2 separate regions of the Homo sapiens genome follow, and region 2 is linked to region 1. Evidence: chromatin loops called from intact Hi-C (ENCODE). Cell type or tissue: endothelial cell of umbilical vein. All regions are shown on one strand. Links, peaks and the distances in the headings refer to the core of each region. The heading gives the core; the rest is flanking DNA.

What was found. Hi-C counts contacts between places; a loop is a spot of excess contacts. Peaks named below come from ENCODE experiments on the same cell type or tissue, not always from the same donor. Only the 100,000 strongest peaks of a DNase experiment are listed, where the experiment ranks them.
Region 2: it touches region 1 in a loop (6-fold over the local background); 45 of 110 quality-filtered maps call a loop at or near these places.

The regions. Positions count from the first base shown.
Region 1 is chr17:73,251,621-73,266,275 of GRCh38, reverse strand. It overlaps CPSF4L (cleavage and polyadenylation specific factor 4 like), which reads left to right and starts at 4,396. Exons shown (of 6, transcript NM_001129885.1): 1 at 4,396-4,560; 2 at 5,293-5,343; 3 at 8,443-8,595; 4 at 12,250-12,345; 5 at 13,553-13,646. The coding sequence starts at 4,458. RefSeq lists an enhancer at 10,576-10,705. In endothelial cell of umbilical vein, for the core only: a CTCF peak has its summit at 10,420 (motif pointing left); a DNase peak (open chromatin) is centred at 10,415.
Region 2 is chr17:72,716,783-72,732,857 of GRCh38, reverse strand. The region is part of intron 7 of SLC39A11 (solute carrier family 39 member 11); the gene reads left to right. Among named protein-coding and RNA genes, the nearest start is that of LINC00511, 84 kb to the right of the region's middle. RefSeq lists enhancers at 4,874-5,168, 7,248-7,317, 12,235-12,912, 12,913-13,591 and silencers at 7,128-7,197, 11,337-11,552. In endothelial cell of umbilical vein, for the core only: CTCF peaks have their summits at 5,002 (motif pointing left) and 7,218 (motif pointing left); DNase peaks (open chromatin) are centred at 4,997 and 7,197.

The DNA of each region.
Region 1 (14,655 bases), core at 6,513-14,512:
TCGCGCCATTGCACTCCAGCCTGGGCAACAAGAGCAAAACTCAGCCAAAAAAAAAAAAAAAAAAAAAAAGGTGGGATCTTCCCAAACCAAATTTCTTTCTTTCTTTCTGTTGGGACAGAGTCTTACTTTGTCACCCAGGCTGGAGTGCAGTGGTGCAATCATGGCTCACTATAGCCTTGACCTCCCGGGCTCGAGGGACCCTCTTGCTTCAGCCTCCTGAGTAGCAGCTGGGACTACAGGCATGCGCCACCATGATTAGCTAATTTTTAAATTTTTTGTAGAGATGGAATCTCACCATGTTGCCCAGACTGGTCTCGAACTCCTGGGCTCCAGTGATCTTCCTGCCTTGGCCTCCCAAAGGGTTAGGATTACAGGCATGAGCCACCGCGCCCAGCCTTGAATCTGAATGCCAAGTGAGAAGGTCTATTCATTTCCTAGAGCTGCTGTCACAAATTACCACAAAGGTGGCTGAATACAATAGGAATTCATTCTCTCACATTCTGGATGCTGGAAGCCTGAGGTCAAGATATAGGCAGGGTTGGTTCCTTCTGGAGGCTCTGAGGGAGAGTCTGTCCCACATCTCTCTCCTGGCTTCTGGTGCAGATGGCAATCTTTGGCCATCCACGGAAGCTGGGTCACCCCAGTCTCCACCTCTGTCTCCCCATGGCCTTCTCTGTGTCCCCTCTGTGCCTGTGTCTCAATTATCCCTCTCCTTTCTCTCATAATCACACCAGTTACTCGGTTTAGGAATCATCCTAATTCCAGGATGTCCCATCTTGAGATCCTTACCCGAATGACACCTGCAAAGACCCTGCTTCTAAAGAAGTTCATGTTCACAGGTACCAGGGGTTAAGACTTTGATTTTTTTTATTTTTTATTTTTATTATTTTTATTTTTATTTTTTTTTTTTGAGATGGAGTCTAGCTCTGTTGCTCAGGCTGGAGTGCAGTGGTGCAATCTTGGCTCTCTGCAACCTCCGCCTCCTGGGTTCAAGCGATTCTCCTGACTTAGCCTCCCAAGTAGATGGGACCACAGGTGCTTGCCACCATGCCCTGCTAATTTTTGTTTGTTTGTTTGTTTGTTTGTTTGTTTGTTTTTGAGACAGAGTTTCGCTCTTGTTGCCCAGGCTGGAGTGCAATGGCGCGATCTCGGCTCACCACAACCTTTACCTCCTGGGTTCCAGCGATTCTCCTGCCTCAGCCTCCCAAGTAGCTGGGATTACAGGTGTGCGCCACCACGCCTGGCTAATTTTGTATTTTTAGTAGAGACGGGGTTTCTCCATGTTGATCAGACTGGTCTCGAACTCCCAACCTCAGATGATCCGCCCACCTCGGCTTCCCGAAGTGCTGGGATTACAGGCGTGAGCCACCGCGCCCAGCCAATTTTTTGTATTTTTAATAGAGACGGGGTTTCACCATGTTGGCCAGGCTGCTCTTGAACTCCTGACCTCAGTTGATCCACCCACCTTGGACTCCCAAAGTGCTGGGATTACAGACGTGAGTGAGCCAACATGCCTGGCCTTTTTTTTTTTTTTCCTTTGAAGAAAGGGTCTTGCTCTGTCACCCAGGCTGGAGTGCAGTGGTGCAATCATGGCTTACTGCAGCCTCAACCTCCTGGACTCAAGCAATCCTCCTGCCTCAGCCTCCCAAGTAGCTGGAACTACAGACATGTGCCACCATGCCCACCTAATAATTTTTTAATTTTTTGTAGAGATGGGAGTCCTGCTTTGTTGCCCAGGCTGGTCTTGCACTCCTGGGCTCAGGTGATCCTCCTGCCTTGGCCTCTGAAAATGCTGGGATTACAGGCGTGAGCCACTGCACCTGGCCTAGACCTAGACTTTTTGGGTAGCCAGTTCAATTTACTGCAGAAGGTATTTTGAATAAGCAAAAACTATGAATGCAAGCCCCGTTGTTTGTGTGCCAAACTAATGATGAGCCACTGGGAGAAGGGATTTCATCCATGTGACACCCACCACACACCTCTGCTGGCCAGGCACCTAGAAGTGGGATGGGAAGCCCCTGGTGGAGGAGCAGAGAAGCTGGGGTGCTGGAGGGAGGAGTCTTAACCAGGAGTCTCCTTCATGTTCATCCCTCATCAATTAACTCTTGCAGGCCACCAGAGTAGCAGAAAGATCTCTGGGCTATATCCCCAGGGCTCTCATGATTTTAAAAAATCATCCCCAGGCTGGGCACGGTGGCTCATGCCTGTAATCCTAGCACTTTGGGAGGATGAGGCAGGCAGATCACCTGAGGTCAGGAGTTCGAGACCAGCCTGGCCAATATGGCGAAACCCTGTCTCTACTAAAAGTACAAAAATTAGCCAGGTGTGGTGGTGTGGGCCTGTAATCTCAGCTACTCAGGAGGCTGAGGCAGGAGAATTGCTTGAACCTGGGAGGCAGAGGTTGCAGTGAGCCGAGATCGCGCCACTGCACTCCAGCCTGGTCAATAGAGCAAGACTCAGTCTCAAAAAAAAAAAAAAAAAAAAAATTCATCCTCTAAGCAGCCCCTGTCCAGTCTTCCCCCGACCATCCCTCAGAGAGCCATGTACAGTTCTCAGAGCCCTGTGGTGGCTCTGCTGCCTTCACGATCACTTCCCCCCAAAGCTGGCCCCAGCAGGCCCCCCAGAGTTGGGTCCCTTCTCAGCTCTTAAGCCTCATTGCCCCCATTCCACCTCTTTACCCCCGCTTCTGCCAAACCAAACCCTTGAGCGCCTCCTCAGCCTTCACATTGCTCCATGCCCCAACCTTCATACTGCTGGCCTTCTTCCAGAACATTCTCTCCCCATCATCATGACTCTCCATTGAGAGAGCTCTGCCTGCTACCCCTTCCTGCCCTGCTGGGCCCCTCATGCCTCCATCGCATTATTGTGTGAATGGCTAATGTCCCCTCCTTGATGGGGCCATCTCTGAGGATAGGGACGTGGCCCTAGTGCAGAGATGCTCAGGGATGTTTAGGGAAGGAAGTCATCAAGAGACCTAGATGTGAACCCCATCCATAGCGCCTCCCAAACCATGTGGTCTTGGCCTCCCTGGGCTTTGATTCCCTCATCAGTCCTGCCTGCGCTGCCAGGCTTCTGTGAGCCTTTAATGAGCCTGTGTTGACAGATGAATGCATTCTTGGGACTACTAATCAACGCATACAACTAAGGCCAAGAGAAGCCAGGGTTTCTACCCCAGGGACCCCCTTGGCCCCACCCTCTAGCCCTGGAGCTGGGTCCCTCTGCCTCTCCCAGGATGCAGTCAGAGGCCTGAGCTTCTGGAAACTCTTGGATCTCGTCCCTGCTCCTCCCAGTCCCACCTCGGCTCCAGGTGTCTATCTCTCCAGCTATTTTCTTTTCTGATCTGGAGTTCAAAAGAACAGATCTAGGAGCAACAGCCACGGGGAACAACAGCCAGCAGGCTAGTTCATGTTGGCCCAGCTGAGAGCCTGCGGGGCTGCCCACCTCTCCCTGCTGGGTTTGGGCACCCAGAAAGGAGGGCGTATGGGTTCTGGTTCTATGGGCATTAAAAGCCAATGTGACTGAGAACAGCAGCTCTAGTTAGAGGCAAGGCCAGTTTGGGGCCAGAGCAGGGGGAGGGGGAACCTGGTCTAATTAGAGCCCTAACATGCTCCTTTGAAAGCATTGTCAGATGTCCCCAGCCCTGCAGGCAGGGGTGGTGTAATAATAATAAAACAACATTTGCATAGAGATTTCATTTATAAAGCACTTTCTCAGGGGTGGGGTGGCACTGGGTGGCCCTGTGGAATCCTGGCTGGGAGGCCGCCCTGGCCTTGGTCGGTTCCGCCCTCCCGCCAAGCTGGCGATTGTGTGCGAGGTAAACAAAGCGCCATTCATCCAACTGTTTCAGTTCCTCTCCTCTTCATTCCTTTTTCCCTGTCTCCCACGAAGAGCTCACTCGGGGCTTGTCACTCAGGCCAGAAAAGGGGTGTCAGGGGCCCCAGAGGGAGACCCCTTCCCTCATGGGAAGAAGCGGGGAGGTGGGACGGCTCCCTCCCTCTGCAAACCCCCACCACCCCCAGCTCTGGCAGAATAACAGCCTTGCTGCGGTTGGTTTGTGCAACTCTTTGCTAACCTGTGGCTGTGTCTTCATGGACAAAGTATGAGCCCAGGTTTGGTAATGTCTGTGTGCACGCCACGTTTGTGTTCGGTAACATGCAAAGATAAGCAGTTTGTGGGGCTCTGCGAATCCCTCCCTATCCGAGTGAGCCTTGTGTACACAGTGTGGGGGTGAGGGGCCCTGGGGTGTCTGCCCCTGCACTGGGTGGGCCGGGTGAGGCAGCTGGGCCCTGCTCCTGTACAGCCCAGGCTGGAGCGTCCCCTGCAGTCACCTGGCCACTGGCACCCTGGGGTGAAGGGGGAGGCATTGGGCGCTGGCCCCTTAAGGGCCTCTGATGAGCTATATTGGGCCCACCTGCCTGGGTTCCAGCAGCTTCCGCAGCCCCAGCAGGAGACGGAAGATGCAAGAGGTCATTGCGGGGCTAGAGCGGTTCACCTTTGCCTTCGAGAAGGATGTCGAGATGCAGAAGGGCACTGGGCTCCTGCCTTTCCAGGGCATGGACAGTGAGTGAGGGTGGGGCCACTTTCCCTCCCCTACCTTCTCTGTTTTTTTTTCTTTGAGACGGAGTCTCGCTCTGTAGCCCAGGCTGGAGTGTAGTGGCACAATCTCGGCTCATTGCAAGCTCTGCCTCCTGGGTTCACGCCATTCTCCTGCCTCAGCCTCCCGAGGAGCTGGGACTACAGGCGCCCGCCACCACGCCCAGCTGATTTTTTGTATTTTTAGTAGAGACCGGGTTTCACCATGTTAGCCAGGATGGTCTCAATCTCCTGACCTCGTGATCCGCCCGCCTTGGCCTCCCAAAGTGCTGGGATTACAGGCATGAGCCACCACGCCCAGCCTCCCTCCCCCTTCCTTCTCTACAGGCCTCTCTGCTCAACTCCCTGATGCGACCGCCCCTTCTCTGTCTCTCTCTTCTGTGGCTTCGGGGCAACCCATTTTCCAGACTGAGAAAGAGAGGCACAGAGAGACGGTGAATTGAGAGAAGCCACACTGGCCTCCCGAGCTCCTGGGCCAGGCTTGAGCCCCTCGAGCTCCTCTGTTTCAGAGTTGGGGGGTTAAGGGTTGAGGTCTGCTGGCTGGCTCTGCAGGTTAACCTCTACAGGGCCCAGATTTGGGATCCCATAGGCCAGAGCCTGGGGGAGGTCTAGGTGGGACATGCCGATGGAGGTGGAGGCTTCCGGAACAGCTGCAGCCTCTGGGGAAGCTACCTTCTCCGTTCCCTCTTCTCCTTCCAGAGTCGGCCTCAGCTGTGTGCAACTTCTTCACTAAAGGGCTCTGTGAGAAAGGTGAGTTAGCAGACAGGCCTGGGCCCCAAGCTGGGTGAGTGTAGGGTCTGTCTGAGCTACACCCAGCAGGGGCTCTGCCTGGCCTGGGATAGGGTGTCGAATTTGCACCTGGGGAGGGAAAATTGGGATGGAACGGAATTTTATTTTTATTTTATTTATTTATTTTTAGATGGAATCTCGCTCTGTTGCCCAGGCTAGAGTGATCTGGCGTGATCTCAACTCACTGCAACCTCTGCCTCCTGGGTTCAAGCGATTCTCCTTCCTCAGCCTCCCGAGTAACTGGAACTACAGGTGCATGCCACCAAGCCCGGCTAATTTTTGCATTTTTAGTAGAGATGGAGTTTTGTCATGTTGGCCAGGCGGGTCTCAAACTCCTCACCTCAGGTGATCCACCTGCCTGGGCCTCCCAAAGTGCTGGGATTACAGGCGTGAGCCACCATGCCCGGCCATGGAGCAGAATTTTAGACTTACAGGTAGACAAAGGATAAGTGGTTGGATCCACCGAGCAGCCTGCCCCTCCCCTAAGATTTTCCCGCCTCAGCAGCAGTCTTCATAGTTTGCAGTTCGCATCAGGGTAACCAGGCTGCCTGGAAAGGGGTATTTTTTTCTTTCTGCCTTGCTGGGATGGGCGTGTGTCTGAGCTTTGGCCTGTGCATTCCCAGGAGGCTCCAGCTTCTTAATGTTTTTCTTGATTTCCTCCCAGCTAGAAGAGAGGCATCCTTCTCCCCCAGTCCCCTGCTCTGACTCAGTTTGTAAACTGGTCAATTGTCTCATCCATTCCCTATGCCCTGAGGTAGCACCTGCCACCATCTTTGAAATGCTATCAAAAAGCATCCTCCACTTCTCTCCTGCCCTGACTTTGGGTCAATACTGTCTTCCTAGGCCCCTCTCCCCAAATGCAGCCATTCTGGGAAGGCCTGATTCAAATATAAGAGTTTTCAACTTTTCTTCTGGCTCATGGCTCATGTAGAGGCTCTTTCAACAGAAATATACAATTGCCAAAAAAAACTGGCTTCCAGTTTTAGGGTTTCCCTGTCTTCCTCCCGCTTGCCTATACATTTAGGTTAAGAAATCTCACTGGTGTGAGAGTTTAGGACATGTTTTCTGATCCAAATGAGTCTGTCCCTGGAAGCTGGGGGGCTGGAGGGGACCAGGAAAGGAGGACCTGGGGCCATGTTCGCCCACCTGCCTTGTTTGTCTTGGGGCCAGCCCTAGACCATACAGGGAGAAGGGAAATGGGATCACTGGTCGCCCAAGGCCTTGTGCACCCAGGACCCTGCAGGCTCAATGTGGACTGAGTGGCATCTCCTCAGCTCAGCCCAACCAGTCCCTAGAGCAGTGGTTCCTAGCAACACCCTTCTGCAAAGAAAGAAAGCTATTATGGTGGAAGGTCAGAACCAAGCAAGTCAATAGCCAGGGGTGGAGGTTAGGGGTATTTAAAAAGAGCACCTTGGCCGGGGGAGTAGGCTCACACTTGTAATTCCAGCACTTTGAGAGGCAGAGGCTGGAGAATCGCTCAAGACCAGCCTGGGCAACATAGCGAGACCCCATCTCTACAAAACATAATTTTTTTTTTTTAAAAAAGGAAAAATGGAAAGAACACCTCCCCTAGCCCCCAAATTATGTCAGAGAACTGGCCAGGCATGAGGCTGGACCTGCTTAGAAACTCAGGAACTGCCAGCCTGGATGACATGGCAAAGCCCTGTCTCTACAAAAAATAAAAAAATTAGCTCAGTGTGGTGGTGCATGCCTGTAGTCCCAGCTACTCGGGAGGCTGAGATGGGAGAACTCCTGAGTCTAGGAGGTTGAGGCTACAGTAAGCCATGACTTTGCCATTGCACTCCAGCCTGGGCAACAGACTAAGATCCTGTCTCAAATAAATAAATAAATTAAAGAAACTTAGGAACTGGGTGTCCTTCCTGCTAATAGCAAGGCAGACTTGAGTGAAGATGATAAAGCAGTTAAATGTAACATTTCCATGGAATATTCCTTATAAATCATTACAAAGTTGGCTCTTCTGTCACCCTGTTAGGTCTCTGGAATCGGGAAGCATAACATTTGATGTTTTTAAAGATGGGAATTCAACACACCCTTACTGAGCACTTACTATGTGCCAGGGGCTGGGCTGGGTGTGGGGATTCTGGGCTGGAAAGCCTGGCCCCGCTCCCTGGCAGGACGAGAGGGGGTGTTAGGCACTCTGGGAATGAAAAGGAGGCAGCTGTTCTGAGCCCAGGTACTTCCCTGGAGAAGGGCATGGCACTCCAGGCAGATGGGAAGGATGGGCAAAGGTGTGGTAGTGGGAACAGCTGTGCTTTAAGAAGAGCTTGCCCTGGCCAGTCACGGTGGCTCAAGCCTGTAATCCCAGCACTTTGGGAGGCTGAGGCGGATGGATCACCTGAGATCAGGAGTTCGAGACCAGCCTGGCCAACATGGTGAAACCCCGTCTCTACTAAAAATAAAAAAAATAGCCGGGTGTAGTTGCAGGTGTAATCCCAGCTACTTGGGAGGCTGAGGCAGGAGGATCACTTGAACCTGGGAGGTGGAGGTTGCAGTGAGCTGAGACCGTGCCATTGCTCTCTAGCATGGGCAACAGAGCGAGACGCCATCTCAAAAACAAGAGCTTGGCTGGGCGCGGTGGCTCACGCCTGTAATCCCAGCACTTTGGGAGGCCGAGGTGGGCAGATCACAAGGTCAGGAGATCGAGACCATCCTGGCTAACACGGTGAAACCCTGTCTCTACTAAAAAATACAAAAAATTAGCAGGGCGTGGTGGCTGGCGCCTGTAGTCCCAGCTACTCAGGAAATGGAGGCAGGAGAATGGCGTGAACCCAGGAGGCGGAGCTTGCAGTGAGCCAAGATCGCGCCGCTGCACTCCAACCTGGGCGACAGAGCGAGATTCTGTCTCAAAAAAAAAAAAAAAGCTCTCCCTTCATGCTGCCTCGGCTCCCAGTTCCAGCCCCTACAGGGTCCAGGTGAAGGGATAAGGGGACAGCCGCTGGGGACTGAGTCAGGTACCCTCCTGGGGAATCCCCTGGAGGGCTGAGCTGGGCCCAGGCTGTGGATGAGGGGCCTCCCAGCCAGGTGCTCTGGCATCTCCAGGGAAACTCTGCCCCTTCCGACATGACCGAGGGGAGAAGATGGTGGTATGCAAGCACTGGCTCCGGGGGCTCTGCAAGAAGGGTGATCACTGCAAGTTCCTGCACCAGTATGACCTCACCAGGATGCCTGAGTGCTACTTCTACTCCAAGTTTGGTAAGGCCTCTTCCTGGCTCGGTGCCTCACCCTGGAGGGTGGCAGTGTGGGCTGTGAGATGGGAAGGTTTCTAGAGGAGCGGGCACGCAGAGGAGGCTGGACATGTCCCTGGAGGCCAGAGAGACCTGTCTGAGTCTCAGGTGTCTGTTCTCCAAACCCCTAGACAAGCAGAAGTGCACCCTGAAGTCCCTGCCCTTTACTGCCCCCTGGATCAAGGTGCATACCAGATACCCCCAAAAGGGAAGAAGGGATTGTTTCTCTCCCCATTCTTGGTTCATCACACACCCAGCCTGACTATATTGAAATGTCTCAAATGAGCCATCTCTCAGGCCCCGGCTAGAACTTCTCGAATATCAGGCCTTCAGAGCCACATTCACGATGCCTGCTGTACCCTCAAAGCCCCAGCACCACTGTCTGCTCTTCCAACGGTCTTGCTATTTTAACTCTTACTTTAGAAGAAACTTTGCATTGTTTCCATAAACGGAGAACTAGCATCACTTGTTGGAAATCAAAGGTCATTGTAAACATAAATCCATGAGGTTCAGAGGTCTAGCACCTAAAGTCATCTTGTGCGGTCAAGCCTGGACCAGCATCTTACCTCCCTCTGGCTTCAAGGCATCCTTTGTCCTTTTATTTATTTTTATATATTTTTTTGAGACAGCGTCTTGCTCTGTCCCCCAGGCTGGAGTGCAGTGGCGTGATCTTGACTCACTGCAATCTCCACCTCCCGGGTTCAAGCCATTCTCCTGCCTCAGCCTCCTGAGTAGCTGGGATTACAGGTACCCACCAACATGCCCGGCTAATTTTTATATTTTTAGTAGAGACGGGGTTTTGCCACGTTGGCCAGGCTGGTCTTGAACTCCTGACCTCAGGTGATCCACCTGCCTTGGCCTCCCTAAGTGCTGGGATTATTGGTGTGAGCTGCGGTGCCCGGCCTCCTTTGTCCTTTTAATCAAGGGACTGTTTATGGGGCAGCTGCAGCCACTTTCCCGCTTACTTAAGAAAGGAATTTGTAAATGTGCTTCAGGTCTCACCCTTCACAATACGATTCTACAGCTCAGAGCTTTTCGGAGCTGGAAGGAGCCTTACGGATTATCTAGTCCAGTGGTTTTCCAACTGTATTCCATAAAGAGTGACCTACAAAGAGAGAGCTGGCAGAATCCCCTGGATGCCCCTGACTCAGGAGGCTTGGCTTCCAAATGTGGCTGCAGCCAGCTTCAGGGCCCCCCAAGCGGCTGCTCCTCATTAGTGCCAATGGGAGGGTCCTGGGTACCTGAGAAGGAGGCAAAGCATTGCCTAGGCCAGTCAGAGCCCCACCCAGGCTAATATTCCATTTCCTGCCTGCTCCTGGGAGGCAAAGGCATGGCAGTTCCTGAGAGCTGCCCCCATGTCTCCCCTGAAAGGACAATGTTTATCCAAGTTCCCCTTGGTCACTGCCTAGCATTCTGTGACTTTAGTAATAAAATGCCACCTACTTAGTTATTCCCTCAATAGCCCTCGGTGTTTGTTTGGGGATCAGGTGCTCCTGGGCATGGATACAGGAACAGGACCAGGTCCCCCTCCGCCCCCAGATAACTCCAATTAGTAGAGGACAGACTTGTAAGCCCATGATTACAAGATGTAATCTACTGTTCTTACAGTAAATGAATGCATATGGCTTTCGAATATCAAAGTGATGATCACTCTAATTGGAATCAGAGTGTTGTTGGGGAGGTGTAGGAGTGGGACAGAGTCACTGGAAGGGACTGGTGTCCGGGGTCTTCAGCCCAGTACCCCCGTCTCTGAAAGGCGGATTGAAGGCTGAGGTGCTGCTGCCACCTGCTGGCCAGGCCAGGAATGCAGAGACGTGCACGCAGCAGAACGGCAACCAGTGTAGATGACTTTCTGTTATCTCCATCCATCAAATGCTGGCCAGCATCACCTAGGGGGTGATGTCACTTTGATTCATTAGAAAGCTCAAGCCCAGAGTCAGCACTCTGCCCAGTGCTGTATACTGACAATGAACAAATGAACCCTTCATGAACGTGAGGAAGCTGAATGAAATGGATGTGGCCTTTTCCCCTCTCTGAGCCCTGGCGTTCTCTGTGAAATGAGAGGGCTGGGAAAGAATGGTGGTTTTAAACTCTTAGGAATCAGGGGTACTCTCCTTTTTTTTTTTTTTTTTTCTTTTTTTGGAGACAGAGTCTCGCACTGTTGCCCAGGCTGGAATGGAATGGCACAATCTCGACTCACTGCAACCTCTGCCTCCCAGGTTCAAGCGATTCTCCCACCACAGCCTCCTGAATAACTGGGACTACAGGCACGTGCCACCATACCTGGCTAATTTTTGTATTTTTAGTAGAGATGGGGTTTCACCATGTTGGCCAGTCTGGTCTCAAACTCCTGACCTCAGGTGATCCTAAGGATCACCACCTCGGCTTCACAAAGTGCTGGGATTACAGGCATGAGCCACTGTGCCTGGCCTAGGGGTACTTTCCTTTAGGCGAAACCTTGCTCTGTAGAGGCCCAGTGTATAAAATAGATCTTCCTGGAGCAATTTGAAAATCAGTGGAATAGACGCTACGACGCTCCTTCAGCTCTGAAAAGCACTGAGCTGTAGACATTTAAGGAGGATGAAGTTGGAAAGATTCATGAGTTCTCAACTTGAATGAAGTGAAAGTGGGATGAATCTTCCCCCATGCTTCCTTCAGAGCTTTCTTCCTAAGAGAAATCTAAGAGAGCTCTTAAAATGACACCTGGGTCCGGGCGTGGTGGCTCACACCTGTAATCCCAGCACTTTGGGAAGCCAAGGTGGGCGGATCACGAGGTCAGGAGTTCAAGACCAGCCTGGCCAACATGGTGAAACCCCATCTCTACTAAAATACAAAAAATTAGCCATGCGTGGTGGCACATGCCTGTAATCCCAGCTACTTGGGAGGTTGAAGCAGGAGAATTGCTTGAACCCGGGAGGCGGAGGTTGCAGTGAGCTAAGATTGCGCCATTGCACTCCAGCCTGGGCAACAGAGTAAAACCCTGTCTCAAAATAATAATAATAATAATGACACTTGGGTAGCCTGGGCCTACTGGGCTGGCTCCCTGTAGGAAATAAACTAAACCTGAGACTTGGTCTAATCCATAGAGAGATGATGACGCAGGCTTAGTATAATGCAGGTGCCCACTCTGTAGAATGTTTCTTTTCATACCTGTGCCACCTTGAGCAGGGCTCTGCTTTTCTTTGCATTTCCACCAAGGGGAACAGCTTCCCTAGGCTCTGCAGGCAGCATGGGTTTTGTAGTAGAGATGAAGAGGGGGCTGCAGTTACAGCGACATGGAAATATCTCCACTTAACGTCGCAGGCCTTCTCGGCTCTCCTTGTTCCTGCTAGCCTCTAATGGCCTTCAGTTCCAGTGCCTCCTTCTCCATCTGGGGTCCCTCACTCTTACTCTTCCAGAGGTGTATATTCAGACCATGCCCTGCTTAGCAAATAGGACTGGGATCCACCCTTTTTAGACTGCAGCAAGGATTAGGCATACTTTCCATCTTCAAAAAGCTGGTGACTCCCAGAATAAAGGCCAGTGTCTTCTGTGTTTGTGAGGGGCAAGGTCAATCTGGTTTGGGGACACAGAAGTGATCACAAAGAGAAACTGCTTCTACAGAGAGTGCTGGGATTTTCAGGTGACTGCAGCAACAAGGAGTGTTCCTTCCTCCATGTGAAGCCAGCTTTCAAGTCCCAGGACTGTCCTTGGTATGACCAAGGTTTCTGCAAGGACGGTGAGGCCTTGGAAGCCAGGGAGCCCTAGGGGCTGTGGGGATCAGGGTGGGAGCTCTCAGCAGGGGAGGGGCCATTTTCCTGATGAGGCTGTGCCTTGGAGAAACCCCAAATAGAAGGCCTTTCTGTAGTTCTCCTCCAGCTCTGCTGTGACACACAAAACACAGCCTGGTGTGGGGCCATAACAGGCTTGAGGCAGACTGACTTGGGTTCAAATCCTACCTTCAGCATGTATCAGCTGCATGCCTTTCTCCAAGTTACTGAACCACACAGGAAGCTCTTGACACAGGGTCAGGCCCATAGGAGACGCTTAGTTCATGTGTGCTCTCTTCCGCATTCCACTTACCCACCTGGGGGGTCCTGAGTGTTGCTTAAGCATGTCCTACCTTTCCCATTGCTGCCAGCCAAATTTAAGAGGCAGCTTACCCCAGCAGGGTTCCCATGCCCTAAGCAACAGGGTTTCTCCCTCTCCTTTGTCTTCAGATAGGTTTTTCTTACGGAGTTCTTAGTGCTGTTGGTTTTAGGGATCTGGGCGGGGGTGAGGGCTGCTGAGAAGATCAGTAGGATTGTGGGGTTAGCTTTTTTCTTTCTATCACCCAGGTTGGAGTGCAGTGGTGCGATCTTGGCTCACTGCAACCTCCACCTCCCAGGTTCAAGCAATTCTCCTGCCTCGGCCTCCCAAGTAGCTGGGGTTACAGGTGTGTGCCACCATGCCCAGCTAATTTTTGTATTTTTAGTAGAGACAGGGTCTCACCATGTGGCCCAGGCTGGTCTCGAACTCCTGGGCTGAAGTGATCCACCCACCTTGGCCTCCCAAATGCTGGGATTACAGGTGTGAGCCACCCCACCCGGCCAGGTCAGCTTTTTCTCAGCTGTACCTCCCATACTTAAATAAATAAAAGGCAACAAAGTGTGGTTCATATCCATGCAGTCCTCCAGGACACAGCATGTCAGTGACATTTCCAACTCTATTTCAGAACTTGCCAGCTGACACCTGCTCCAGCACATTCCAAGGTTCCTTTTCCCCATCCCTGTCTCATGGCTAGAAGTGGATGCTTTAGGGTGGTACAGAAAGGATGGGAAGATTTATCCACCCCTATTAAGTGAAGCCCCTATGACCATCCACACCCTTCCTAGGGAGCTTTTTCATGTGTGTTTTCCCCTCTTGCTGAAGCGGATCCTTCTCATCACTTTCTCTTTGCTCAGCAGGTCCTCTGTGTAAATACCGCCATGTCCCCAGAATAATGTGTCTCAACTATTTAGTTGGCTTCTGCCCCGAGGGACCCAAGTGCCAATTTGCTCAGTAAGTATGATCCCTCAGTTACCAACTCCCACCAGAGTGCTAGGCCTGGCCTTCTAGTTCTAGATCTTTCCATACCTTCGCTGGTCCTTAGTGGAAAATGAAGCATCTGGCAAGCATCCGCTCCAGTATTTTCCTGGCACCACTGCCTGACCCTGGCAATCTCAGAACTCTAACCCATCCTCTTAATGTGTATTCATGCTGGGGATAGGTGTCGATCTTTTCACAAACTGTTCTAGTAATAAGAGAAGAAACACTTAATGCCCATTTCTCCCCAGTCCTCTGTAATTCTCCCTCACGCCCTGGCTAAGGGAGGGCAACTTCCCTACAGGGTTCTGAAATATGAAATCTGCAGCAGGCTGGCGCAGAGCATGTTAATGAGCAGAAGATGGGAGGGCGAGAGCTGGGCTGTAATCGTCTCTCTCTCCACTTCCCTTAGTCCCAAGATGAATCTTTTACTCAACCCGAGTTACATGAAGGTGAGTGCAGGCAGGCACGTGCCGTCATCCCTCATCCCTTTATTCCCACTCCTTTCTGCTCCCCAGGGAAGCTCACCCAGCAGCACTGCATGGTTCCCAGCGAACCCTCACTCTCCTTTGAAAGGCATGTCATCATGCATGTGGGACACATATATGTGGTTGTTCCTCCCAGACTACTCTCCAACCTCTAGAATCTCTGCTGTGGGTAGGGTAGGACTTCTCTGTTGACCAGTCCAAGGCTTTCCTTCTGCTAGCTGGGTAGCACGCATGGTTTTTGGAATCAGGGCTGGCCCTGATTGAGAACTGTGCTCAGTCCCTATGGAGAGACACACACACTCTATAGACCCAAGTGTTGATGAGCACCTATGTCAGGGGTTGGTAAACTACAGCCTGTGGGCCAAGTCCAGCCTGCTGCCTGTCTTTGTACAGGCGAGGGGCTAAGAATGGTTTGTAAAAAGTGGGAGGAAAATCAAAATATTTTGTGACATGTGAAATTAATTCCAGTGCTCATAAAGGGTTTTGTTGGGACATGG
Region 2 (16,075 bases), core at 3,307-11,306, 530 kb after region 1:
TATCTTGTACCAGAAACCTCAAATAAAGAGCATAAATACTGGCCTAGGATAATAGAAATCTTTCAGGCTCTAGCAGGAACAAACATAAAGTCCTTACCTACACAAAGCCCTAACTCTTCCACTAACCAGCCACACCAGATGCCTGGGGGCAAGGAGGAGGACTCTTAAGTACGGTTGCACTTACACTCAAATAGAAAATAAAATACAGACAAACCACAGAGGGAAACATGCCGCTGCGCAGGAAAGATAGCACTCACAAAACTAGAAATAACAAAACTGCAGGAGAAATGCATCAGACAGACCCGAACCGAGGGACAAAATACCTGACCAGCCCTCCTCAAAACTGCCAAGATGGTCCCAAAACAAGGGAAGTCTAAGAAACAGTCCAGAGAAGACGAAGGAGACTAAATGCGAGGCGCTGTTCTGGATGGGATCTTTGTACAGGAAAGAGACGTTAGGGAAGAACTAGTGAAATCTGAATACACTGAATATAGTGTAGTTACTAGTGAAATCTGAATATAGTGTAGTTAAAAGTAATGCACATGGCCAGGTGCCGTGGCTCACGCCTATAATCCCGTACTTTGAGAGGCCGAGGCGGGCGGATCCCTCGAGGTCGGGAATTCAAGACCGGCTTGGCCTACAAAACCCTCCCATCCCTACTAAAAATACAAAAATTAGCCGGGTGTGGTGGTAGGTGCCTTTGATCCCAGCTACTTGGGAGGCTGAGGTTACAGTGAGCTGAGGTCTCACCACTGCCCTCCAGCCTGGGCAACAGAGCGAGACTCTGTCTCAAAAAAAAAAAAAAAAAAAAAAAAAAGAAAAGAAAAGAAAAAAATAAAGAAAAGAAAAGGGCCTGTAATCTCACCACTTTGGGAGGCCAAGGTGGGTGGATCACCCGAGATCAGGAGTTCGAGACCAGCCTGACCAACATGGTGAAACCCCACCTCTACTGAAAATACAAAAAACTAGCCAGGCGTGATGGTGGGCACCTGTAATCCCAGCTACTCAGGAGCTGAGGCAGGAGAATCTCTTGAACCTGGGAGGTGGAGGTTGCAGTGTGCCAAGATCGCGCCATTGCATTCCAGCCTGGGCAACAGAGCAAGTCTCCATTTCAAACAAACAAACAAACAAACAAACAAACAAAAAAAGGAATGCACCAATATGGGTTCCTTAGTTGTAACAAATGTTCCATCCAAAGTGAGATGCTAGCGATAGGGGAAACTGAGGGCAGGGTACACAGGAACTCTCTCTACTATCTTTGAGCTTTTCTGTAGACCTAAAGCTAATCTAAAATGAAAGGTTTATTTAAAAAAAAAAACTGCATAAGGTTGCACAAATGAAAGCACTTTTTAATACTTAATAATGGATAGATTTATAATAATATAATAGTTTTACAAAAGACACCAAGGAGGAAAGCCGCCCCCATGATCAAATCACCTCCCACCACGTCCTACCCCCAACATTGGGGATTACAATTCCACATGAGATGTGGGCGGAGACACAGATCCAAACCATATCCACCAGGGACTGGGACAGAATCTGGAGATACCGGAGGCAGAGACGGATTCTCTACACAGAAACGACAGTTCAACTCACAGAAGATTTCTGAGCTCTAATTGAAGACAGGGGAATGCTGTCTTCAAAGTGCCAAGAAAAAGTAACTGCCATTCTAGAGTAGAAGCTGCCAAACTTTCTCTTAGAATTCCAGATGGCCTGTGGGCCATATAATCTCTGTCACAACTGCTTGACTGACTGTCGTGCAAGTGCCAAGGTAGCCCTAAATAATACGTAAAGAAATGGGCATGGCTGGCCGGGCACAGTGGCTCACACCTGCAATTCCAGCACTGGGAGGCCGAGGCGGGCGGATCACCTGAGGTCAGGAGTTCGAGACCAGCCCAACCAACATGGTGAAAACCCGTCTCTACTAAAAATACAAAAAATTCGCCGGACGTGGTGGCGCACACCTATAGTTCCTATTGCTCGGCTGAGTATAAAGATGGGAGACCCCATCTCTATAAAAGAGAAAAAAAATCATCTAGGCATCATGGTGTGCATCTGTGGTCCCATCTACTCAGGGGGCTGAGGCAAGAGGATCACTTGAGCCTGAGAGGTCAAGGCTACAGTGAGCTGTGATTGCACCACTGTGCTGCAGCCTGGGTGACAGAGCAAGACCTTGTCTCAAAAAATAATAATATGCTAGTGAATCTAAAAGGACAACTACTAATGAGAGAGAGAGGTATAGGATGGAGGAGGGAAGTGAGAATGCATGAACGAATAAACACTGGGAAGAGAGATGGAAAATCAAAGTGAAATAATTCAGCCGTCAGATGGTGGAATTCATCTCTTCAAAGAGGTTTTGCTTTTTAAATGTTCAGTTCTAAGTGATTAATAAGTGGCACACCTAAAATATGACATGGTAAAGTTGAAAGGAAGAAAGATACAAGGCAAACGCTAATCAAAAGAAAGCGGGTATTACATTTTTGTCTCAGACAAACCAGACTTGAAGGCAGAAAGCCAGATAAGGGATAAAGGTCAGTACTTAAGGAAAGGGGAAGTAATGTACCAGAATGACATCCTGATGCTGCGTTTGTAGGCGCCTAGCAACATAAGCCTCGAACTGTTTAAAGGAAAAATCATCAGAATTGCAAGGAGAAACACAGTCATGGTGGGGGAGTTTAATGTCCCTGTCTGATACTTGTAGATGACGCAGATATTAAGTTAACAAAATGCATGCAGTGGACATATATAAACTGTAGCCCAGTCATTAGAAAGCTTACGTTCATTTCAAGCCACGTGAGGGTTCCTAAAATGGATTAGAGTGCTCTGCCACAGAGAGAGTCAGAATACATACCCTAAGATCAATGCCATTCAGACCGCATTGTCTTGATTTCGATGTGATATAGTTGAAAGTCAATAGCAGAAAAGATACCCATAGTAATTTATTAATCGACAGTTAAGCCCATAGGCGGCATAAGATTAACACAGTCCAAGCTCCAAAGGGCTTGATCCAAGCCAGACCAAGAAACCAGTAGAAGACAGGCAAGCTTTTTGCTCCTCTCAAGGGCTCTTCATAGAATGGTCTACATTTCATCAGGAGCATAGGGGTGGTCTGCTTTGGTAAGGGGATGATAAGGGCAGGTAGTACTCTGAGCAAATGCCAAGGTAGGTGCCAAGGTTTTTTCAGGGCTGGTGGACAAACCGATATGACTGAGATAGAATTTTCTGGTGCTTTAGAGAAGGTATGTCTAAAGGATTGGATTGGCTGGTTGCAGTGGCTCATGCCTGTAATCCCAGCATGTTGGGAGGCTGACATAGGTGGGTTGCTTGAGCCCAGGAGTTCAAGACCAGCCTGGGCAACATGATGAAACCCTGTCTCTACAAAAAAAAAAAAAAAAAAAAATATATATATATATATATATATATATATATATATATATATATATATATATATAAATAGCCAGGTGGGGTGGCATGCACCTGTAGTCCCAGGTACTCTGAATCCTGAGGTGGGAGGACCACCTGAGCCTAGGGAGGTTGAGGCTGCAGTAAGCCGTGATCGTGCCACTGCACTCCATCCTGGGCAATAGAGAGACTGTGCCTCAAAAAAAATAAAACTAAATAAATAAAGGATTGGATTGAGGCAGGAAAGAAACAGGTGCATTACTCAGCAAAAAGTTGGCAACTATGGTGGGTTCCGATGCAGGCAAGAGACATCACCCAAGAGGTAACTCAAACATGCATCTGGCTAAGATAAAATAATCTGGGAGAGCAGGTGGGGAGATAAACCAGTGTGAAGAATGCACCAACTGAAAAAGAATATTTACAGCCCACCCCACTGCTGTGTGTTTTAGCAGCAATGAAGAAGATACTGGATGTTGTGATGACCATGAGAATGAGGACTGATCCCAGGAAGAGCTGTTGCGTACAGAACCCACAGACAGCGTTTGCCAGCTGATTTTGTTGTCGCGTGGAAGGGAGAAGGGAGAATTTGAGTCCAAGTGACAAGGAGACGTAGGTTAATCTCGTGCCGTGGAGTGAACTGAGAGGGAAGAAGGACTCCATTTACACAGATTGGGGAAAGCGTTACCCAGTACAGGCCCAGGGTACACGTGCACCAAGCTAACTGAGCCAGATAGTTTATGACTCCTTTAGTGGAGGGGTTGGCAAACTATGGTCTGCGGGCCAAATTTGGCCCAACACCTATTTCTGGAAATGAGGCTTTATTGGAGCATACGCGCACCCATTTGTTTACATATTGTCTTTGGCTCCATATGTGCTACAGTGGCTGATCTGCATAATGGCCAGAGAAATCTTAAGGCTGAAAAGCTGGAAATACTTACTATCTGCAAAGCTGAAAATATTTACTATCTGACCTCCCTGTTCCTTTGTTCCTTTCCTTTCCCTTTCCCTTTCTTTTTGACAGGGTCTCACTCTGTCACTCAGGCTGTAGTGCAGTGGTGCAATCATGGCTCACTGCACCCTCGACCCCCTGGGCTCAAGCGATCCTCCCACCTCAGCATCCCTCCCAAGCAGCTGGGGCTACAGGCACATACCACCACACCCAGCTAATTGTTGTATTTTTTGTAGAGATTGAGTTTGCCCAGGCTGGCCTCCAACTCCTAAGCTCAAGTGATCTGCCTGCCTCAGCCTCCCAAAGTGCTGGGATTACAGGCGTGAGCCACCACACCTGGCTATCTGACCCTTTTCAGAAAGCGTTAGACCCCTCCTTTAGTGGACACAATCCCTGTTTTTAGCCCATATTCATCATTAAATACTCTGAGGCCAACTGTCTTTTTTATGACCTCTTGCTTGTGCCCTGTCTGTTGAAGCAGGAGGCTTCATATAAACGTCGCCTGTGGCATTATAGCCACCCACAAGAAAAGGAACTATTCCAAGAAGGCACTGTCTTCAGTTCCCACTTCAGGGGTTTCTGACCTGGGAAGAAGACAGGCAGGCACCTCGCCTATCATGTGTGTGTGGCTGCTGCCATCTGGTGTACAGATGCCGTTACTTCCTCACCTTCCTGGAGCCCTCCCCAGCTCCTTCCCATCTGTCCACCTCCCTACCTGGCCAGGTCAGCTTGCACCAAGGTGTTCATTCAGAGGTCATTGTCTCCTGAATTAGGAAGACTCTCAGCCAGCAGAGGGAGGCCTGTAGTTCAAGGGAAACACAGCTTGCTTCTTTCTTTTTTTTTTTTTTTTTTTTTGAGACGGAGTCTCACTCTTTCACCCAGGCTGGAGTGCAGTGGCACGATCTCAGCTCACTGCAACCTCCACCTCCTGAGCTCACACCATTCTCCTGCCTCTGCCTCCCGAGTAGCTGGGAGTACAGGCACCCGCCACCACGCCTGGCTGATTTTTTGTGTTTTTAGTAGAGATGGGTTTCACCGTGTTAGCCAGGATGGTCTCCATCTCCTGACCTCGTGATCCACCCGCCTCGGCCTCCCAAAGTGCTGGGATTACAGGCGTGAGCCACTGTGCCTGGCCCCAGCTTGCTTCTTTCTGTTCTGGTCCCATAGCAGTTTCTTTCTGTTTCAATCACAGAGGAATTCTTCAGACCGTATGTGCTTGGGGAATTGCATGCTTAAGCGGTTTTCCTTTCTGCTGTATCGTCACTTCAAAGAACATGTTCTCTGGAGAGGAGACATGCCCTCAGCTCCCACTTCACTCAGTGGCAGGCATCATTCAAACCAGCAGGGAGAGTAAGACTGTTTATGCTTAAACACTCAGCTTCACATACCACTTCCTGTTTTAAGCTTTGACTAAGCACGCGTCAAGAGACGTTTGTAGTCTGTGGACCTGCCTTGACCTACAGGTGCAGCGGCCATCCCAGAGCAGGCTGTGCACAGCAGAGGAGGCTGGCTGCGAACTTTAGTGTGCCATGGATAGTCCACAAAACACATCCCCAAGATATGACCGGACCAGCTACTGCTAATCAACACCCAGACACTTGGTAAAGGAGGCATGGTTGATTAGTCTACATTTGGATGTAGTATAGCCCATTAAATTACACATGGAGGCATCAAAACCAATTTTAAGATATATGTTTGCCTCTCTGATCAAAGAGGAAAGATCGTAAGTCAGATAAATCCTTTCCCCTGGCTTATACATATATATGTTGATATATTAACAATTATTTAAGACAGCAGCCATTAGTTAACAAAGCAACCCTTTATTTAGAAAGAAAAGTGGCATATTTTGACATATTTTCCTGGTCATTCATCAACATTAGCTAGTAGATGAGCATGTCTGTATGTGTAAGATACGTTACATGTGTGTCTACCTGTCCAAGCAGCCCCTCTACTTTTGCTCCAGTAGATTGTGTGTGTGTGTGTTTGTGTGTGTGTGTAGACAGGATCTTGTTCTGTTGCTCAGGCCGCAGTGCAGTGGCACAATCATAGCTTGCTGCAGCCTTGACCTCCTGGGCTCAAATAATCCTCCCTCCTCAGCCTCCCAAGTAGCTGGGACTCCAGGTGTGCATCCTGTAGATTATTGAAAGCATGCTTGCAGGTTACCTGTAGAGAAGTTACAAAGGAGACTTCATTGTTGTGGCGGGGAGGAGTCTCGGAGAACTCACATGGAAACATTTTAATTATAGTTCACTCTAACATCTTTGAACAAGCAAGCTGTCTTCACTGGCTCCCTCCAAGCCTCCATGCAGCTGCTCTTGCAATGCCTAGACCTGCCCCAGGCAGCACTCAGTCTCCCAGACTCGTGGAGCATCCTAGGGAGACCCTTACTTCCTCAAAGTTGCTGATCTTAACCTCCTCCCTGCCTAGCAACTTGGGTCTCAGCATTCCCAGCCTGGTCTCCCTGGAGAGTGGCTTTTAGCCTGAGAATTGGAGACCCAGCCTGAGGACACTAAGGTACTTGTGGAGAAAATACTTTGACATCTTGATCCCACTGTCCCCACCCTTTCACAGCAGAAAAATGCCCCTCCCACCCTTGAGTCACTTCGGCACAATCCTGTTCTATTCTTTATCTGCAATCGCACATTGTGCTCTCAATTTTATTTTATGCAGGCAAGCTCTTCTCTTGAACCTATCACACTACCCTGTCTGGAATTCTAGAGTGATCTATTGGCAGCTCCTTCTCTTCAGTTTTCCTGGCTCATCCTGCCACACTACACAGCCTCACCTTACAAAGAGACAGTGGAATTTGAAAGTGCCGGCTGGCAGCGGTGGACAGACGGCGCCACCACGCGGTAGCTTGGTAGCATAGGTTGCTAGACACAGTACCAGAAGGAAAAAGTTTGACCAGGAAAGGTGACTGTGTGTCGCTATCCAAATCTATGTTCGGCTTGTACAGAAGGTGTATCTGCAGAAGGCTAAGGACCATATATGTAAGTTACATGTAACTTTGGACATGTCCAACTTTGCTTTGGATATTTTTCAAAATAGTAACATCCTTATATTCTGGCTGTTATACCCTGATTTTTCACCCCCCATTTAATTAAGCATTTATAAAGCTCGTTATTGTCTTATTTTCCCATGTTGGGAATAAAAGTATAGCTTTTATGTGACCCTACGTAGAGGGGTAGAAATGTGAAATGGGCCAATTAAAGTGTCAGAAGCTACTCCAAGCTTTTGATGGTCTACCCTAGCAGGGGAGCATAGAGGTGCGAAAAGTCCTCACTTCCAGACACCCAAAAATCAGTTCAGTTTTTCTTTTTGCCATTTGGAGGGGAGAGGGTGACATTTACTTTTCTAGTGACTTAAAAACATAATGTTATTTATTGCATGCGTTCTGGGAAGTGAAGAAAGTGGGCCAGGCCAAGGAAGTCCACCGGATGCATGGGCAAAGCCAGACCAGGATCAAACAGGTTCTCACCATCCTATGTAATTTGCCATCAAGTCATTCATCAGTCTGTCCATCCATCCATCCCTTCAATCCACAGAGATTCACTGAGCACAGGATTCATCTTTTTGGAGAGAGAGAACTTAGAATAGTTATTTCATCAACTGCAACTGGGAAAACAGGCTTGAATTTGTAGGACTGGTGGGCTGGACATGACTTTGAAAGATCATCTTGCCTCTTAAGTATTTTTTTTTTTTTTAGCAGTTGAGCTTTTGGAACAAGTTCCTAAGCGAACACTCTGGATGGAATAGATACCACCCTTTCCATGAAAGTTCCCCTCTGCACTTGGCAGAAAATCCCTGATCTAGCCCAAGTCTCTAATGTTATAAGTGAAGAAACTGAAGTCTCAGAGTGGAAAAGGAAGTCATCAGGGATGACTCAAGTCAGAGCTCCTGGTTCCTGAACCCTGGGGCTCTTTCCTCCCCTCTAAGAGCTGATCTGTCTGTAGCTGGTCATGTTTCCATTTCAGAGGGTGGAGGGAACATCCAGGATGTCTCAAAAGGTCTGCTTTCCTCATTGTCTCAGCTTCCCCTCTGAAGCTCACTCCCCCCCACCGCTTTCTTGATGTTTTTTCTCTTGTCCCATTTGAACTGCAAGAAGTGCCCCTCCCATTCTTGGACCACCTGGAAGCTTTTGAGCAAGCTTTTGGAAAATTATCTGTTTTGTGCATTGCAATAGAAAACTCAAATGAAAGGAGCCAGATGGGATTGAGGGCTGGGAAGCGAACAGGGAGAAATGAATCATCTTGGGCCTCATCTCCAGAGTCCTTGTCCAAACCTGGGCAATTCTTATCCCCCTCTGTCCCTCTCTTTCCTCTCCCCTTCTCCCTTCCCATGGCTTTTTATGATAATGCTTTTCAAGCTCCCAATAAGAGCAACGTTTTACAGAAAAAAAAAAATAAAAGGGACAGTGTTTTGCCAGTAAGATGTGTGTTCCCGTGTTAGCACCACTGATCGCCCAATAGTTGCACGTCTAAGATTTTTCTTTGACTGAGAAATCCTACCAGGGAAGAAGAACTACTCCTTGGAGACTTTGTCCTCCACATCCCCAGTTCTGTGCTGACAAATACAATCCCGTCGTTACCTGGAAACCTGGTGATTTTCCAGAACACGTGGAGGAGAATGAAGAACTTAATAGCCATTTGCCTGCAAAATATGCCATCATGGAGCCTGGTGCTTGTGAATCTCTGGGTTGAATTGGATAAACAGATGGACAGATGGGTGAATGATCTGATTACCTGCTAACCTGAGATTGCCCACAAGGTTCCATCTTGGTCTGGCTTCGTCTGTGTCTGGCAGACTTTTACGACCCACTTTCTTCACTCCCCAGGACTGATGGAACAAATAACATTATTCAACGGAAGTCATTCGAAAAGTAAATGTATCACCTCAAAAATGGCAAAAAGAAAAATCTAGTTGATTTTGGGGTGTTCTGAAGTTAGCACTCTTCACGCCTGTACTTTCTTCTCCTAGCACAGACAATCCACATGTAGGGTGATGGTTGTGTGTGTTTGGGGTTGGCCTCACTGGTATTACAAATCCAGTTACTGTCATCCATCTCTTCCTGCTACTACTTACTCTGAAAGATGGTTTTCCTTTGAAGGATGGAGAAATTCTCTAATCCAGACCTCCTGACAGCTAGGCTGCAAACACACACACACACACACACACACACACACACTCTTACACTCCTACAAAGACAAAGAAAATCCTGGGAGGGATTTTAAGACACGTGCTCATTTCAGCACTCTGTCCTCCTGGTGACATCTCTCTATGAAGCATCTGGGACTTCACCTGACAAGCACCTGACAACCTGACTGAGCACTCGGCCCTTACTGTATGTGCCTCAGTTTCTACGTGCATCATGTGAGAAAGGCAGATTGTATCCATGGCTATGAGACTGTTGGGCTTTGTTGGACAATGAAGACGTCCCCCAAATATGTAAAGACTGACAAACGACGGCCACCCTTTATATTTTTCAAAGTGAAGGCATTGAAGGAAAGATGCAATCGTAGACCGCCATGGTCAGTGAATTATTTTATGAGAGATCACCCTTCTAGAAAGTGCAGCCAGGTGCAGTGGCTCATGCCTGTAATCCCAGCACTTTGGGAGGTCGAGGCTGGTGGATCACTTGAGGTCAGGAGATACAGACCGGCTTGGCAAACACAGTAAAACCCTGTCTCTACTAAAAAATACAAAAATTAGCCAGGCTTGGTGGCAGGCACCTGTAATCCCAGCTACTCGGGAGGCTGAGGCAGGAGAATCGCTTGAACCCGGGAGGCGGAGGTTGCAGTGAGCTGAGATCGTGCCATTGTACTCCAGCCTGGGCAACAGAGCGAGACTCTGTCTCAAAAAAGAAAAAAAAAAGTGTTATTTACCACCAGAAATTAGTTCATGAAATCAGGAGCTCAGGATAAAACAAAGTCCTTTCTGTCTTCCAAACAGAAAGACCAAAGACCTTCCAAAGACCTTACTTTTTCCCTCCCCCACCCCACCCCAGTTCAAATTCTGTAAAACAATATGAAAACCTTGCATAATAATACCTGGTTTGTCATTATGCTCTTGATACAAACTAATCCGTTTGAACTCCATTGGGCAATGCGACAAGATGATCTGGACTCTGCAATTTATTCTGCTACTGTTTTCATCTGTTGAAAATCTAGTTTCTTGAAATTGGACGGTGTATTTTTAAAATGTGTTCCCTTGACTTTTGCTTCCCTGTTGTCTTTCCCTGTGTGCAGAAGCCATCAATGAGAGGAGGGCAGGGAGGGAAGGGGAGTCTTTTTGAGAGAAGGAAGTCACAGCCCTAGGAGGGATCTCGATTCTTGAATTCCTAAGTATTATCCCAAAAGAGAATCATTAGCATGGAAAAGAAATTGATACTGGAAGATACTGAATTCCTTTGGATTGACCTTTTTTTTTTCTTTGGCTACTTCATGGAAATGGGGGCCCTGGGACAGAATAATATCCGAGAGAAAAATAATTTTTTAATTCACAGCTGAGTTACAGGGTATACTTTTTTTTTTTTTTTTTTGAGATGGAGGCTTGCCTGTTGCCCAGGCTGGAATGTAGTGGCGCCATCTCTGCTCACTGCAGCCTCTGCCTCCCAGGTTCAAGCGATTCTCCTCCCTCAGCCTCCTGAGTAGCTGGGATTATGGGCATGCACCACCACATCCAGCTAATTTTTGTATTTTTAGTAGAGATGGGGTTTTGCCATGTTAGCCAGGCTGCTCTCAAACTCCTGAACTCAAGTGATCTGCCTGCCTCGTCCTCCCAAAGTGCTGCGATTACAGGCATGAGCTACCACCCCCAGCCAATTTTAACTTTTAAAGTTCTGTTTCTCAAACACAGAGCATCATCATGACAAGGGCCTTTCTCAGGGCCACATCCTGCATCTTGGTCCATGGACCACAGTAATGATGAGTGTTATGTAGGGGAGCTCTGCTGAGTGCTTGTTGTGTGCCCAGTCCTGTGCTGTCTTTTACCTTCATTCTCTTGAATCATCACACATGGACCCAAGATGAGCCCTGTTTTACAGATGTAGAAAATTGAGGCACTGAGATGCCTCTCGTCCACAGCCCCGTAGCTAGTAAGGGCAGCAGTCAAGACCGGACATGGTGGTTCTTGCCTGTAATCCCAACACTTTGGGAGGGTGAGGTGGGCAGATCACCTGAGGTCAGGAGATCGAGACCAGACTGGCCAACATGGTGAAACCCCGTCTCTAGTAAAAATACAAAAATTAGCCGGACATGGTGGCATGCATCTGTAATCCCACCTACTCAGGAGGCTGAGGCGGGAGAATCGCTTGAACCCAGCAGGCAGAGGTTGCAGTGAGCCGAGATCGCGCTGCTGCGCTTCAGCCTGGGCAACAGAGCAAGACCTTGTCTCAAAACTTAAAAAAAAAAAAAAAAAAAAGGCGAGGGACAGCAGTCAAGTCTGTGCCTAGTCTAGTCTCTGGCCCCAGAACCTACCTCTTTTGGGGTGTTCTAGGCTATGAGGCGACCTGGCCAGGCAGGAGGAGAAGCTAAGTGGGAGAGCCTGGGGGAGTGGGTGGGTCTTGTTTCCTATCAAGTTTAACTTACTGCAGACCCCCTCATACCTCATTGTATGTGTTCGGGGGATGAATAGGCACTATTGATGCTATATAAGACCATGGATTCTGGGGCTTGACTCCCTGGGTTCAAATCCTGGCTCTTTCATCAACTGGGTCTATGACCTTGATGCGTTGCTTTTCTTATGTGCCTCTGTTTCCTAATCTGCAAGATGAGAATAATAGTATCTACCTCAGTGGATTGTTCTGACCAATGAACTGAATTTCTCTAGGAAAAGCTCCCTGAGTGGAGCCTGGTGGATGGTAGGTAGCACTGTCCATGGTGAAGCTACTGCTCTTGCTTCCTGGCACACCCATGACACATCCTACAGCTAGATGGCCAGCCCATTTCTATTTCCACTCAGGTCCAGGACAAGCACTCCCCACTCCCTGCCTCCCCAGGAGAAGAACTGTCTCAGAAGTAGCTTCCACTGTCTGCAGGGAATTGACATCCAAGCCTCGGGGCCCAGGTCCAGGAGCAGGGTCTCTGAGTGTGCCTGGCTACTCGGAGCCCAGGTCCAGGAGCAGGGTCTGTGAGTGTGCCTGGCTGCTCTGCCCTCCCACTGCTTCTACTCCTGTTTCTAGAGCTCCGTGCTTTATAAGGGGCCTTCACATCCTTTGCCCTCTTTCCCCCGAGGCCCTCCCAGGCTGACTTCGTCATCTTATCACAGCATGGACTGTGCATGCTCATGAGCCCTGGCCCTGGTACTGCCCAGCCCTTGTCCCCAGCCTTCGTTGTGTGGTGTTTTTCTCTCTCCTGTGTCCTCCCTGGGAGCAGAGCCTGGGTCACCTCTTTTATGCTCTGCACGGGACCCAGAACCAGGCAATGCGTGGTCAGCTCTGTGCTAGGGGTGTCGACGGCAAGGGTCGGCCCCTCCAGACCACACAAGCACACGAGCTGCTTCCCTTTTGCGCCCCAGTTTCCTGGACTCATTTGGGGGCCCCTTCCATCTAACCACACAAGTCACCTTCTCAGAGCAAAAAGGAAGATGACAGTGCTGCCCCTCCCCCATCCGCCGGGCAGCAGCGTCTCCTCCATGAGCAGCACAAGGGGCTTTTATGCTGCGGCCCTTTCCTCCTCTGCCACTGCCCCCAGCCACCCCCACCCAAGTCCCTGGCGACAGGGATTGGACATCTTGGCACAGGAAGCTATCTCTGCACAACGTATACTCTGTTAGCCTGGAGCAGACCTTGGGGGAGGGAGGGCCCCGTCAAGCTCTCTGAAAATGGCAGTGTGGTTTCCTTGCGGCTTTCCCGGGCACTGGAGATGACGCACACTTCTTTTCTCTTCTCCGTTCCCACTGCTGCCCTGTCCGTCCTCCCCAACAGCTTGTTACAAGCGACTTGGGGAAGAAAGCAATTCTGTCTTCCAGGGCAGCCTGCTGAGGAAGGTCAGGCCACTACAGAGGGAGCTGTGGGTGCGGTTTAGTTCTGGGGGGCAGGGTCTTCATTTTAAAACATTCTGCTTGGTACGCCAAGAAAGGCAGCTCAGGAGCACTGGTGCTTGTGTCGCACTCGTGGGGACATGTGGCACTTGGTGCTGCTTACATGCATTGCTCAGTCCTCGCTGCCATCCCAGTATGGACATGTGGCCACGGGGCCTCGGGAGGCAGGGGAAATGCTCAGAGGTCATTCTTCTGGTAAGAGGCAGATTCAGGATTGCTTTTTTTGAGATAGAGTCTTTGTTGTCCAGGCTGGAGTGCAGTGGCATGATCTTGGCCCACTGCAACCTCCACCTCCCAGGTTCAAGTGATTCTCATGCCTCGGCCTCCCAAATAGCTGGGACTACAGGCATGTGCCATCACACCTGGCTAATTTTTTTTTTTTTGTATTTTTAGTAGATTCGGGGTTTTGCCATGTTGCCAAGGCTGGTCTTCAACTCTTAAGCTCAGGTGATCTGCCTGCCTCAGCCTCCCAAAGTGCTAGGATTGCAGGCGTGAGCCACTGAACCTGGTAGATTCAGGATTTGACTTACTTCTGTCTAGCCAGGCATGGTGGCTCATGCCTGTAATCTCAGCTACTTGGGAGGCTGAGGCAGGAGGATCACTTGAGGCCAGGAGTTCAAGACTTACTTCCATCTGATTCAGAAGCCCACGAATAAACTTCCTCTGCCAGCCTCTAGCAATCATGGAACAATCAAGAAAGCTGGAAATTATCATTCCCATTTTACAGAAGCAGGCTGTGTCCAAGAGCACACAGCAAGTGAGGGGCAGCTGCCATTGTACTTTCTGTCCCTATGAATTTGACTCCTCTAGGATTTGAACCCAGGTGACCAGCTCCAGAGCCTGTGCTCTTAATTATCACTCTGCTGTTAAGTGACGTGCCTGGCTGTGACCCCAAGGTCTTCAAAACTCTCCCCCAAAGTCGTGTGGGAAATGGGGTCAACTCAGTTGTGAAAATGTCTAATCTCCCATTATGAATCCTTTGAACATTGACTATAGTAATTCCAATTTGTCAGACACTTTTTTTCCCCTGAGATGGAGTCTTGCTCTGTTGCCCAGGCTGGGGTGCAGTGGCCTGATCTCAGCTCACTGCAACCTCCACCTCCCAGGTTCAAGCGATTCTCCTGCCTCAGCCTCACGAGTAGCTGGGATTACAGGCGCCTGCCACTATGCCCAGGTAATTTTTTTTTCTCTTTTTAGTAGAGGCGGGGTTTCACCAGGTCTCAAACTCCTGACCTCAAAAGATCCGTCCGCCTCAGCCTCCCCAAATGCTGAGATTACAGGCATGAGCTGCTGCCCTCAGCCCAGATGCTTCTTTAAAATCAAACCTCATTTGGCTCATTACGAAATGCAAGCCTAGGTAAAAAATCCACAGTGAGGGACAGATAGAGATTTTGTATTCGGTGTTAACTGGAAGCAAATATTTCTGTTAAAGATGGTTTTGAGTGTTGCTCCAGATGAGTGTTACTTTGGTAAGAACCATAACCCTTGCCAGTGCCGCCCAGCAGTGAGATACCGGGGGCAGGAAGGGGGAAAGAAGGGAAAACTCCAGACAGGTGGTACTGAGGTGATCTGGTGGCCTTGCGGTCATGACTCACTTCTCCAGCCTCACCTCCTAGACAGCCGATGTGCAGGGTCACTCCGAGGGAGAGCTACAGAGCAAGAGTGACCTGTCCTGTAAGTTCCAGAATAAGGAGCGATGCTGAAGTCATGCACCCCAGAAAGGTATGGAAGTCTTAATCCCCAGGACCTGTGACTGTAACCTTATTTGGCGGTAGGATCTTTGCAGATGTAATTAGTTAAGATCAGCTCGTACTGGATTAGGGTGGGCCTAAGTCCAACATGACTGGGTACCCTTATAAAACAAGGAGGGATGACACATGCGGAGAGGACAGTGCCCCGTGGCCACACAGGGACACGTGGAGGGAAGACGGCCTTGTGGTAGTGGAGGCAGAGACTAGAGTCATGTGTCTAGAAGCTGGGGAATGCCACCAAGTGCCAGGGCCACCAGAAGCTGGAAGAGCCGAGGGAGGATCCTCCCCTAGAGCCTTCAGGGGGAGCATAGCCCTGCGGACAACTTGATCTTGGACTTCTGGCCTCCAGGGCTGTGAGAACAAATCCCTGTGGTACTTCATCACAGCAGCTGTTAAGAAACCAGGGCATCGGGTCTCCCTACCTCCATCGGCGTCTTCTCTGTCCCTGAGGTCCTCTCTTAGCTTTCTCCACTTCCTCTCACAGTTGGACGCAAAGCCCCAAGGCCACTTTTTTTTCCTCTTTTTAAATTTTTTAAAATTTTTATTTTTATATATATGTATATACATATATATACACATATAAGTATATACATATATACATATATACATACACATATAAGTATATACATATATACATATACTTATATGTGTATATATGTATATATGTGTATATATATTTTATATGTGTATATGTGTGTGTGTGTGTGTGTGTGTGTGTGTGTGTATATATATATATTTTTTTTTTTTTGAGACAGGGTCTCCCTCTGTTTCCCAGGGTGGAGTGCAGTGGCATCGTCTTGGCTCACTGTAACCTCCACCCCCTGAGTTCAAGCAATTCTCATGCCTCAGCCTCCTGAGTAGCTGGGATTACAGGCACCTGCCACCACGCCCAGCTAATTTTTGTATTTTTTGTAGAGATGGGGTTTTACCATGT